Regions from separate parts of the Homo sapiens genome. Here region 1 is linked to region 2. Evidence: chromatin loops called from intact Hi-C (ENCODE). Cell type or tissue: MCF 10A. All regions are shown on one strand. Each heading gives the region's core, and the rest is flanking DNA. Links, peaks and the distances in the headings are about the cores only. Region 1 has its middle 6.9 kb from the start of BCL3. Region 2 overlaps KCNN4 (potassium calcium-activated channel subfamily N member 4).

The links. A loop is a pair of places that touch in the nucleus more often than their neighbours do. Peaks named below come from ENCODE experiments on the same cell type or tissue, not always from the same donor. Only the 100,000 strongest peaks of a DNase experiment are listed, where the experiment ranks them.
Region 1: a loop joins it to region 2, with 10 times the contacts of the local background. A loop is called at or near these places in 2 of 110 quality-filtered maps.

Annotation. Positions count from the first base shown.
Region 1 is chr19:44,739,120-44,744,491 of GRCh38, forward strand. No RefSeq gene overlaps it. Among named protein-coding and RNA genes, the nearest start is that of BCL3, 6.9 kb to the right of the region's middle. In MCF 10A, for the core only: no CTCF peak of the experiment used is centred there; DNase peaks (open chromatin) are centred at 2,312, 2,932 and 3,522.
Region 2 is chr19:43,763,250-43,768,621 of GRCh38, forward strand. KCNN4 (potassium calcium-activated channel subfamily N member 4) reads right to left here. Exons shown (of 9, transcript NM_002250.3): 8 at 4,291-4,458; 9 at 3,284-3,840. The coding sequence ends at 4,294. Among named protein-coding and RNA genes, the nearest start is that of SMG9, 11 kb to the left of the region's middle. RefSeq lists silencers at 1,218-1,443, 3,007-3,170 and enhancers at 1,791-1,850, 1,871-2,100, 2,531-2,620. In MCF 10A, for the core only: a CTCF peak has its summit at 3,386 (motif pointing right); DNase peaks (open chromatin) are centred at 2,122 and 3,412.

The DNA of each region.
Region 1 (5,372 bases), core at 107-5,106, 980 kb after region 2:
CCCTACCCTGAGAGGGAGGAGTCTGTCCCCACTTTACAAACAAAGCTTAGAGGGCATGGCACTCTTGCCAGAGACCACACAGCCAGAAACTGGCAGAGTGGGGAACAGACCAAGTGGGTCTGACTCCAGAGCCCCAGCTCCTTAGGAATGAGGATGAGGATGATGTACGTATACAGTCCTCATTTTCTGCCAGGCAATCCTGCCAAGGGCTATATTGCTGACTCACTAGCTCTTCTCGGCCATGGTGTTATTATTCTCATTGTCATTATTCTGTAACTCAGACAGGGAAACTGAGGCCCAAAGAGATAGATGAGTATGTAGCAGAGCCAATACTCAGTCAGGTTGTCTGACTCCAGTGCCATCATCACAGCTCAGCTCCCCCAGAAGACAGATGATTATACGGAATTGGGCATGCGAAAGATTTATGGACCAGCCTGGGAAACGTAGCAAAATCCCATTTCTGCAGAAATTTTCGAAATTAGCCAGGCATGGCTTGGTGCGGTGGCTCACGCCTGTAATCCCAGCACTTTGGGAGGCTGAGGCTGGCAGATCACCTGAGGTCAGGAGTTTGAGACCAGCCTGACCAACATCGAGAAACCCCGTCTCTACTAAAAATACAAAATTAGCCAGGCGTGGTGGCACATGCCTGTAATCCCAGCTACTCGGGAGGCTGAGGCAGGAGAATCGCTTGAACCCAGGAAGCAGAGGTTGCGGTGAGCTGAGATCCCGCCATTGCACTCCAGCCTGGGCAACAAGAGCGAAACTCCGTCTCAAAAAACAAAAAGAAAAAGAAATTAGCCAGGCATGATGACACACACTTATAGTCCCAGCTACTCAGGAGGCCGAGGTGGGAGGATCACGCCTGTGGTCCTAGCTACTCAGGAGGCTGAGGTGGGAGAATCGCTTGAGCCCAGGAGGCTAAGACTGCAATGAGCTATGATCGCACCACTGCACCTCAGCCTCAGCCTGGGCAACAGAGTGAGACCCTGTCTCTTACATACATATATATCTCTTAAATACACACACACACACACACACACACACACATATCTTAAATATATATATGTGTGTATATATATACATACGTGTGTGTGTATATATATACACACACATATACATATATATACACATATATACGTATATGTGTGTGTATATATATGTGTGTGTGTATATATATGTGTGTGTGTGTTGTGTGTGTGTGTATCTATCTATATATATATATATGCAGGGCACAGCACCTCAGAAAGGAAAGGAGGAAGCAAGAGGAGTGAGCAAGGGGGACTGTCAAGTTGTAATGCCCCCCCTACAGGAAGGCTCTTGCATTAGAGAAGTCCCACCCTGGTCAGAAATGGCTAGCACCTCTGAACCCCACCTGTCATTGGCTGGAGACTGCCCAGGAGACCATGCCCCAGCCGGTAAGCTGAAGCAGACCTCAAAGGAGTCAACTGCCAATGTCAGAGGCTGTCTGCTCTCTCTGCATGCCTGGCAGCAAGATCAAAAGTCCGTTTTTTTTGTTTGTTTTGTTTTGTTTTTTTAAATTTCTGAGACAGGGTCTCACTCTGTTACCCAGGGTGGAGTGCAGTGGCATGATCATAGCTCACTGCAGCCTCAGCCCCCCAGGCTCAGGCAATCCTCCCGCCTCAGCCTCCCAAGTAGCTGGGACCACAGGCTCACCACCACCATGCCAGGCTAATTTTTATATTTTTTTGTAGAGGCCAGGCATGGTGGCTTATGCCTGTAATACCAGCACTTTGGGGGGCTGAGGCAGGAGGATCACTTAAGGTCAGGAGTTTGAGACCAGCCTGGCCAACATGGCGAAACCCCATCTCTACTAAAAATACAAAAATTATCCAGGATTGGTGGCATATGCCTGTAGTCCCAGCCACTTGGGAGGCTGAGGCAGGAGAACCACTTGAACCCAGGAGGCAGGGGTTGCTGCACCACTGCACTCCAGCCTGGGTAACAAAGTGAAACTTTGTCTCAAAAAAAAAAAATTTGCTGGGCATGGTAGTATGTGCCTGTAGTCCCAGCTACTTGGGAGGCTGAGCCAGGAGAATCTCTTGAGTCTGGGAGGCGGAGGTTGCAGTGAGCCGAGATCACACCACTGCACTCCAGCCTGGGCAACAGAACAAGACTCTGTCTCAAAAAAAAAAAAAATGTACTTTTTTGTAGAGACGGGGTCTTGTTCTGTTGCCCAGGCTGGTCTCGAACTCCTGGGCCCAGGTGATTCTCCCATCCTGGCCTCCCAAAGCACTGGGATTAGAGGGATGTGCCGCCACACCCAGCCAACAGGTTTTTTCTTGAAGGGGGATGTGAGCTGCCTGTCTCTGTGGCTGCCACTCCCATACCTATATGAATAATAACAATCATTTTAAAATAATATCTTCCATTTACTGAGACTTTCCTCTGTGCCAGGCCTGTGCTGACGTGTGTGAATTCATTTGACTCTCACAACACCGCCGGAAGACATGCACTGTTTTTACCCTCATTTTATAGATGAGGAAACTGGGGCTCAGAGAGGGTAAATAAATCACCTGCCCAGGGTCACACAGCTGGTAAGTGACAGAACTGGGATTGGAACCCAAACAATTAGACAGGGCCCCATTCACAGATGAGGACACTAGCCCACTAGTACCTGATTGTCTACTGTCACCTCGCTGAGACCACTGTGACCTTCCTTCCTATGCCCCGCCTTCCCAGACCCCCATCCACCCACCCAGGGCAGATGCTGATCTCCACACTCCCCCCACCGAATCACCCCTCTCTGATCAAGGCAGCTGGCAGGGGCGGCGGAGAGGGTGGGGGGACGAGGGTGTCCAGTCTCCCTGGCCTGCCAAGAGAGGATGTCGCAATCCTCTGACTCAGCGTCGTGCGTGCAGACCCAGCAAGAGGCAGAAAGGGGAAGATTAAGTCTTGGCTTAGGCCCCAGATGGGCTGATTCTGCTCAATGCCAGGAGCTCCCAGAGCTGCCAAGGCTCCAGGGTGGGGAGGAACCAGGAGGTGCAGGCCATGCTCCAGGAAGCTGGCCCGCATTCACCCGTGGGGGTGGGGCAGAGCAGCCTCAGGGAGCGGAGCCGTGTGGACTTCCAGCCCAGGGCCCAGACTGGAGGCAGCCTGACCTTGGGCATGTCCCTTCCCATCCAGGCCCAGAGTCTCTGTATCCTTCTGTCTGCGGAATTCACTTGCTCTCCCTGAACCTCTCTGGAGGCTCTAGTGGTTGTTCCTCCTCAAGGGACTCTTAAGTCTAACTCTATTTTTTTTTCTTTTTTGTTTGAGACAGGGTCTTGCTCTGCCACCCAGGCTGGAGCGCAGTGGCACGATCTCAGCCCACTGCAACCTCGGCCTCCTGGGTTCAAGCGATTCTCCTGCCTCAGCCTCCCGTGTAGCTGGCATTACAGGCGCCCACCACCACGCCCGGCTAAGTTTTGTATTTTTAGTAGAGACGGGGTTTCGCCTTGTTGGCCAGGCTGGTCTTGAATTCCTGACCTCAGATGACCCTCCAGTCTCAGCCTCTCAAAGTGCTGGGATTACAGGCGTGAGTCACCATGCCCGGCCCCTTAAGTCTAACTCTATTCCCTCCTGCTGCAATGCCATCCTCTCTCCACGCACGGACCCTCCCCATACCAGGAGGCAGCAGAGAAGAGTTCCAGGGTGCGAATCTCCATGGGTGTCCTCGGACATATGACTTTCCCTCTCCATGCCTCAGTTTCCCCATCTAAACCATTTCTTCCCAGGGAGAAGGGGCCTAGAATCAAGCTGGAAGGGCACACCTGCAGTCTCCGAGACTCATGGCCACTTCTCCCAGGTCAGAAGCGTGCTGGGGTCACAGGGACCTGGCTTGAAATCTCAGCTCTCCCCAGTTCCTCACCGTGTGACCCGGGCAGTGAGTTCACTTCTCTGTGCCTGTTTCCTCCTCTATAAAATTGGGTTTTTAGCTGAATTTTCCTTACAAGGTGTTAAGAGGATTAAGTGGGCCAATTCTTAGTTGCAACTCAGCCCGGAGTGAATGTTTCTGTCTTGTCTCCTCTGTGAGTAGAAAAGGGTGAGAAGGAGGCCCTGGTCTGCTGGATAGGGTAAGGGTTAAGGCCAGCAGCGTGGAGACAGAAATGAACATTATTCATTCATTTATTCCACACACTTTTCTTATTTAATCTGCTCAGTAAGCCTGTGAAACAGGATCTGTTATCATCCTGTTATTATTATTATTACCATTATTTTGAGACAGAGTCTCACTCTGTCACCCAGGCTGGAGTTCAGTGGCATGATCATAGCTCACTGCAGCCTTACACCTAAAGCAATCCTCCCACCTTACCCTCCCAAGTAGCTAGGACTACAGGTGCCTCCTGAGCCCAGCTAATTTTTAAAAATTTTGTGTAAGCCTGGTGTGGTGGCTCACACCTGTAATCCCAGCACTTTGGGAGGCCGAGGCAGGCGGATCACAAAGCCAGGAGTTCGAGACCAGTCCAGCCAATATGGTGAAACCTCGTCTCTACTAAAAATACAAAAATTAGCTGGGCATGGTGGCACGGGCCTGTAGTCCCAGCTACTCAGGAAGCTAAGGCAGAAGAATCGCTTGAACCCAGGAGGTGGAGGTTGCAGTGAGCCGAGATTGCGCCATTGCACTCCAGCTGGGTCAACAAGACGGAAACTCTGTCTCAAAAAAAAAAAAATCTGTAGAGACAGGGTGTCCCCTTGTTGCCCAGACTGGTCTTGAACTCCTGGTTTCAAGGGATTCTTCCTTCTACCTTGGCCTCCCAAAGTGCTGGGACTACAGGAGCACACTCCATGCCCGGCCCCATTCGCCACTATTAAAGTCACAAGGGGCTGGGCATGGTGGTTTATACCTGTAATCTCAGCATTTTGGGAGGCCAAGGCAGGTGGATCACTTGAGGTCAGGAGGTTGAGAACAGCTTGGCCAACATGGTGAAACCCAGTCTCCACTAAACATACAAAAATTAGCCGGGCATGGTGGCGGACGCCTGTAATCCCAGCTACTTGGGAAGCTGAGGCAGGAGAATTGCTTGAACCAGGGATTGGAGATTGCAGTGAGCCGAGATCATGGCACTGCACTCCAGCCTGAGCGACAGAGCGAGACTCCATCTCAAAAAATAAAAATTAAAAAATAATAAAGTCACAAGGAAGGCACAGAGAGGGAAAGCCACCTGCCTAAGGTCACATAACTAGCACATGGACGAGCCAGGGCTCAAAACTATGTCTCTAAGCCCAGCATGTTGAATTCTATTTTCCCCAATGAAGCAGGTCCTGCTATTGAAAACACAGGATATTTGATGAGGACAATAATAATATATAATGTTATATTATTATTATTATTATTATTATTATTATTATTATTATAAAACTAATAGCAGCTA
Region 2 (5,372 bases), core at 277-5,276:
ATTTGAAGAAATATATTGAGATTACATTTAAAATTTGTGTACTTTATTGTATGTTAAAATATATGTCAGTTAAAGAAAAAAAGGGGGCAGGCATGGTGGCACACAGCTGTAGTCCCAGCTGCTTGGGAGGCTGAGGCAGGAGGATCACTTGAGTGCAGGAATTCGAGGCTGCAGTGAGCTACGATTGTACCACTGTACTCCAGCCTGGGTGACAGAGCAAGACTCTGTCTCTAAAAAAAAAAGAGCTGGACTCAGAGCTAGACTTTGACAGGAGGGCAGTGGGAGGAATGGGAAGTGTGTGGGTGTTAGAAAGGTCCTCAAGGGCAGTTGGGGGATTTATGAAGGGGAAAGGCCCGTGACTGGCTGTATGACCCTGGGAAGCCCCTGCCCTCTCTGGACCGCCTTTCCCCCACCCAGTCCTCATGAGAGTGCAGGCAGAACAGAAATAGGAGAAGGAAGGAGCCAAAATCACCATGAGACTCAGCTCCTGGAGGACAGAGCCCTCTGATTCATGTCTGCAGCCCAGCTCCTGGCTCAGGGCCTTCAGGAAGTGTTGATTTGGTGAGGGGGGTGCAAAACCTGCCAGAAGTGGGGGCATCCAGGCTTGAGCCCCACAGTGGAGAATGAGGGCAGGCGGGCCAGGGCAGATCCAAGATAATTCAGAACACAGGATCTCTTGTATGTTCTCCTAGGTTCTTAGTCAAAAGCCCCTTTTCACTGGTTCTGACCTTGCCTCAGCTGAAATCAACATGGGATGGCTCAGCTGAAACCAACATGGGGTGGCTTCAGGCCATCCCAGGCATTCAGAGGGTTCGTTTAATGACATTCACTGAGGCCCTGTCTATGTCAGGCCCTTGGTGTTGAAGACGCAATCATGAACAAAAATGAAAATACAATGTGATGGTCTCCTGAGTGTCTGAATGCGCCAGGTGGCTAAGTGCTGGGGCTCTGGGGTCAGGCTGCCTGGGTCACATCCTGGCTCCAAACTGCTTTGCTATGGCTTCGGGCAGTTACCTCATCTGTAAAATGGGACCAACATTGCCTACCTTGCCTCCTTTTGTGAGGTCACTTATTAAAAGGGCTTAGCGTGGTGCTTGACCCATTATTATTATTATTATTATTATTATTATTATTATTATTATTATTATTATTACTACTACTACTACTACTTGAGACAGGGTCTCACTTTGTCACCCAGGCTGGAGTGCAGTGGCACGACCACAGCTCACTGCAGCCTCGACTTCCCAGCCTCTTCAAGTGTTCCTCCCACCTTACCCTCCCAAGTAGCTGGGACCACAGGTGTGTGCCCCCACACCTGGCTAATTTGTTGTCGTTGTCGTTGTTGTTGTTGTTTGAGATGGAGTCTTGCTCTGTCACCCAGGCTGGAGTGCAGTGGCACGATCTCGGCTCACGGCAAACTCCGCCTCCTGGGTTCAAGTGATCTCCTGCCTCAGACTCCCGAGTAGCTGGGATTACAGGCACACACCACCACGCCTGGCTAATTTTTGTATTTTCAGTATAGACAGGGTTTCACCATTTTGGCCAGGCTGGTCTCGAACTCCTGGCCTCAGGTGATCTGCCTGCCTCGGCCTCCCAAAGTGCTGGAATTACAGGCGTGAGCCACCATGCCTGGCCAGACCCAATATTATTATCGTGATAGGGATAGGTTTATGAGGCTATAGGAGTATCAGACAGGGCCTCCTGGAGGAGGGGACATATTAGCCGAGGCCTACAGGAGGCGTAGGAAGGAGTGTTTGCCAGCTAAAAGGGAGTGGAGGCAAGGAAAGAGAGGTCCCAGAAGAATGAGTTTGGCAGGGGCTTTGGCAACACTGCCAGGAGAGCTTCTTGCAGGGGAAGGGTGTCAGCAATATCTGGAGGTCTCATCCAGTTCCTTTCTTGAGTCCCCGCCTTTACTCCCCAGGTGGGCTGGCCTCCAGAGGAAGGGCAGTTCGTGGCAGTGGGTGGCGGAGGCTCCAATTTAGCTCTCAGGGATGAAGGGGCGAGGCTGGCTGTGGACTTTAAGGGAAATCCAAAGATAGCTCAACAGAAAAGGATGACTCGCAGCCTGATCTTCCCCTCAAGAGGAGGGAAGCAAGAATGAATCAGCCTCTCAAGCTGGAATGAAGTTGCGGCGGGAAGTCAGTCCTCGGTTTGTGGCCCAAGGCCACTCTGCCTCTGACTCACCTTGCAGTGGGGCGGGATGGGTGTGAATCTGGGCTCTCCAGCCCGTATTCCTAGCTTCCGGCTGGGGGCCTGAGGGGAGGCCTGGCTCCTCTTGAAACCTCGGTTTCTACATCTGTGCAGTGGGGTAACGAGGGTCAGGAGAGTGGTTATGGTGACTTATAAACAGAGCTGGGCACACAGTAGGGCCTCTGGAAGTGCCAGCCCCCCTCCTTTGCCCCCTTCCCTTTCACATCCTCTCTTGAGCGGATGTGAAACGGGTATGTGGGTGGTTTGGGGAGGTTTGGGGCCTCTGTTAGTCTCTTGATGAGTGAGTTGTCATCTAGATTCTGGTAAGGCATGAATAGAGGGAGAAAAGCAACAAAAAATCAGAAAAAGGGCAGCCACGCATTGTGTGTGAAAATCAAAAACAATAATAAAAATGATTCTTGGCCAGGGACAGTGGCTCACGCTTGTAATCCCAGCACTTTGGGAGGCTGAGGCGGGCAGATTGCTTGAGCCCAGGAGTTCAAGACCAGCATCTGCAACATAGTGAAACCCCATCTCTACTAAAAATACAAAAATTAGCCAGGCGTGGTGGCAGGTGCCTGTAATCCCAGCTACTTGGGGACTAAGGCAGGAGAATCGCTTGAACTCTGGAGGCGGAGGTTGCAGTGAGCCGAAATCGCGCCACTGTACTCCAGCCTGGGTGACAGAGCAAGACTCCATCTCAAAAAAAAAAAAAAAAGATTCTCTCTCACATATTTGGTTCCTACTAAATGCCTCTGGGCTACTCCATGTTTTAATCTTCACAGCAGTTCCATGGGGAGGCAGTCCCATTTCACAGGTGAGGTAAACTGTTCAGAGGTGAAGCCACTTACCCAAGATCACACCACCAGTGGATGGTAGAACCAGGATTTGGACCCTGATCTGTCTGAGTTCAAAGCTGTTGCTCTTTGCCTCAGATCTGGGCAGGGGACTGTTGCTGAGGACTGCCCAGCCTACAGAGTTGGGAGGGCACTTACAGGAGAAGGCCTCTGAGACAGGTTCAGACAAGGCAACAGTCTTCCACTGGACGGTCTGCCAGTTAGGAGTGTAGATATGTTTAGAGAGAAATGGCAACTTCTGGCTTTAACATTTATTACAAAGATAAGAGCAGAGGCTGGTGAGTTACACTTCTTCCTCCCCACCAGGTGCTCTCTGCAGCTCTGGAAAAATGGTGTCCTCTTTGTTGTCCCACCAGGGGGCGCCACCTCCAGCCCCGCCCCAGCCTCATACCCAGTTCTTCAGCTCGGCCAGCGGTAACTGAAGCCTCCCAGAATCCTGGATCCGGGCCCCTAGTACCCTCTTTCCCAGGGACCCAGGAGTCCTGCCTCCAGTCGCCTGCACTTGTAACTGAGAGCTGGAGGTCGTCCATAGCAGCATAGTGAGAGTGTTTTTGATGAGGGTATGCAGAGTGGGGGTGACCATGTTCCCACCTGGGGCCTCAGGTGGGCCAAGGCCTACCCACTTTAGCCAGCGTCCCCTCCAGCAGCCATCAGCAAGCCAACCCACTCCAAGCCAGGGCCCCCTTTGGTCCTTGCACTTGAGGTGCTTTGTTCAGGGCTGGGTCAGGAGTGGCAGAGACGATGTCCACCACCTCAGTACTGGGGAAAGTAGCCTGGTTCCTCCTCGTGGGTCCTGGAGAGACAGAGAGACTGATGGAGAGGCAGGCCAGGAAGAGGGAGAGTGAGAGTGGGACACACCGAGGTGCAGACAGAAACCGGTGGGCAGAAGTGGGAGACAGGGGGCAGGTGTTTCCGGGCCCCGAGGCCAGGGGGCAGGAGGGCATTTAGACAGAGACATTGGATGGACAGCCAGACAATGTGCCCAGGACAGGCAGAGAGAGAGAGAGAGACCAAGCAAAGAGGGAGAAGGCCATCAAGGGTCAGTGAAGGGGAGAGGGTACACCATCTTCCTTCACTGCCAGTCCAGCCCCGAACTGAGTCCTTTCCTCCAGACAGTGCCAGAGCTGATGAGAAAAGGCGGCCTTGTCTCCCAGCCATCCCCCGCCCCCTTAGCCACATAGGGTGCTGGCCACAGGAACCCTTCCTCCAGGATGCCTTCCTGCCCAAGTCCCAGCCCCCTCACCAGCTACTTGGACTGCTGGCTGGGTTCTGGAAGCTGCCTCGGCCCCAGGGCAGTGCTAAGCAGCTCAGTCAGGGCATCCAGCTTCCCCGCCAGCGTGTCAATCTGTTTCTCCAGGGCCCGGTGTGAGCTGCTCAGATTCTGCTGCAGGTCATACAGGATCATGTGCATCTGGGTGGGAGGAGAGGATCAGAGGTGTCGGGGCTGGGGTCGACCCCCACCTACTCCATAGCGTAAGGCAATGGAACCAATATTGACCACATCCTTATGGTCCTCTGAGGATTACCCTCGACAATAACTGTTACCATGTATTGACCACCTACCACTTCCCAGCTACCTGCCCAGGTGTTTCCCTATATGGTTTAAAATCCTCCCAAAAGCCACAGGGAGTGGGAATCCTGTTCCTGTCTTACAGCTGAGGAAACAGGCATGGAACAGTTAAATGACATGCCCAAAGCAGCTCCTGAAATAAGACCTAGAACATAGCAGGTGCTCATTAGATATTTCTAGCATGGATGATGCCTGACTTCCAAATCCACATAGTCTTTTACTGCATTCTCTGGCTAGGATTCACTAGTTGATCCCTGAGGGTTTGTGGATTTTCTATGGAAATTCTTGAATTCTGTGTTTTTGGCTTGATAACCTTCAGAAATTACCACCTGCCAATTCCTGCAGATCTGGGCCACTGCCTCGTCACTGAGACCTGCCATGCGGTTTTGGGGCCTGCATCTGTGACCGTGCTTACCATGGCATTGCTGCCAGGGGCCACTGTTTGAACTGTCGTGGGCTAACGAGAAAAAGCAAAGGCCACCAGATAAGCAGAAGATGCTGTGAGCCAGGCCAAGGGGGTGTTGTGACATCATTGTCCCTAAGCACTGGCGAAATCAAATGGTCTCAGCAGAAGAAGGGGGCGGGTAGCTGAGTCACGCCTTGGCCAGGCAAACTTGCATGGACGTCCCTGTTGCCCTGAGTACCCCTCCACAAGAGCAGCAGAGATTGAGTTTTACGGAAACAATGTCACCTGTGTCCTTGTCAGTGTTGTTCATTTTAATTGTATTGGTTTTGCCGTCTATGGGCTTGGTTTG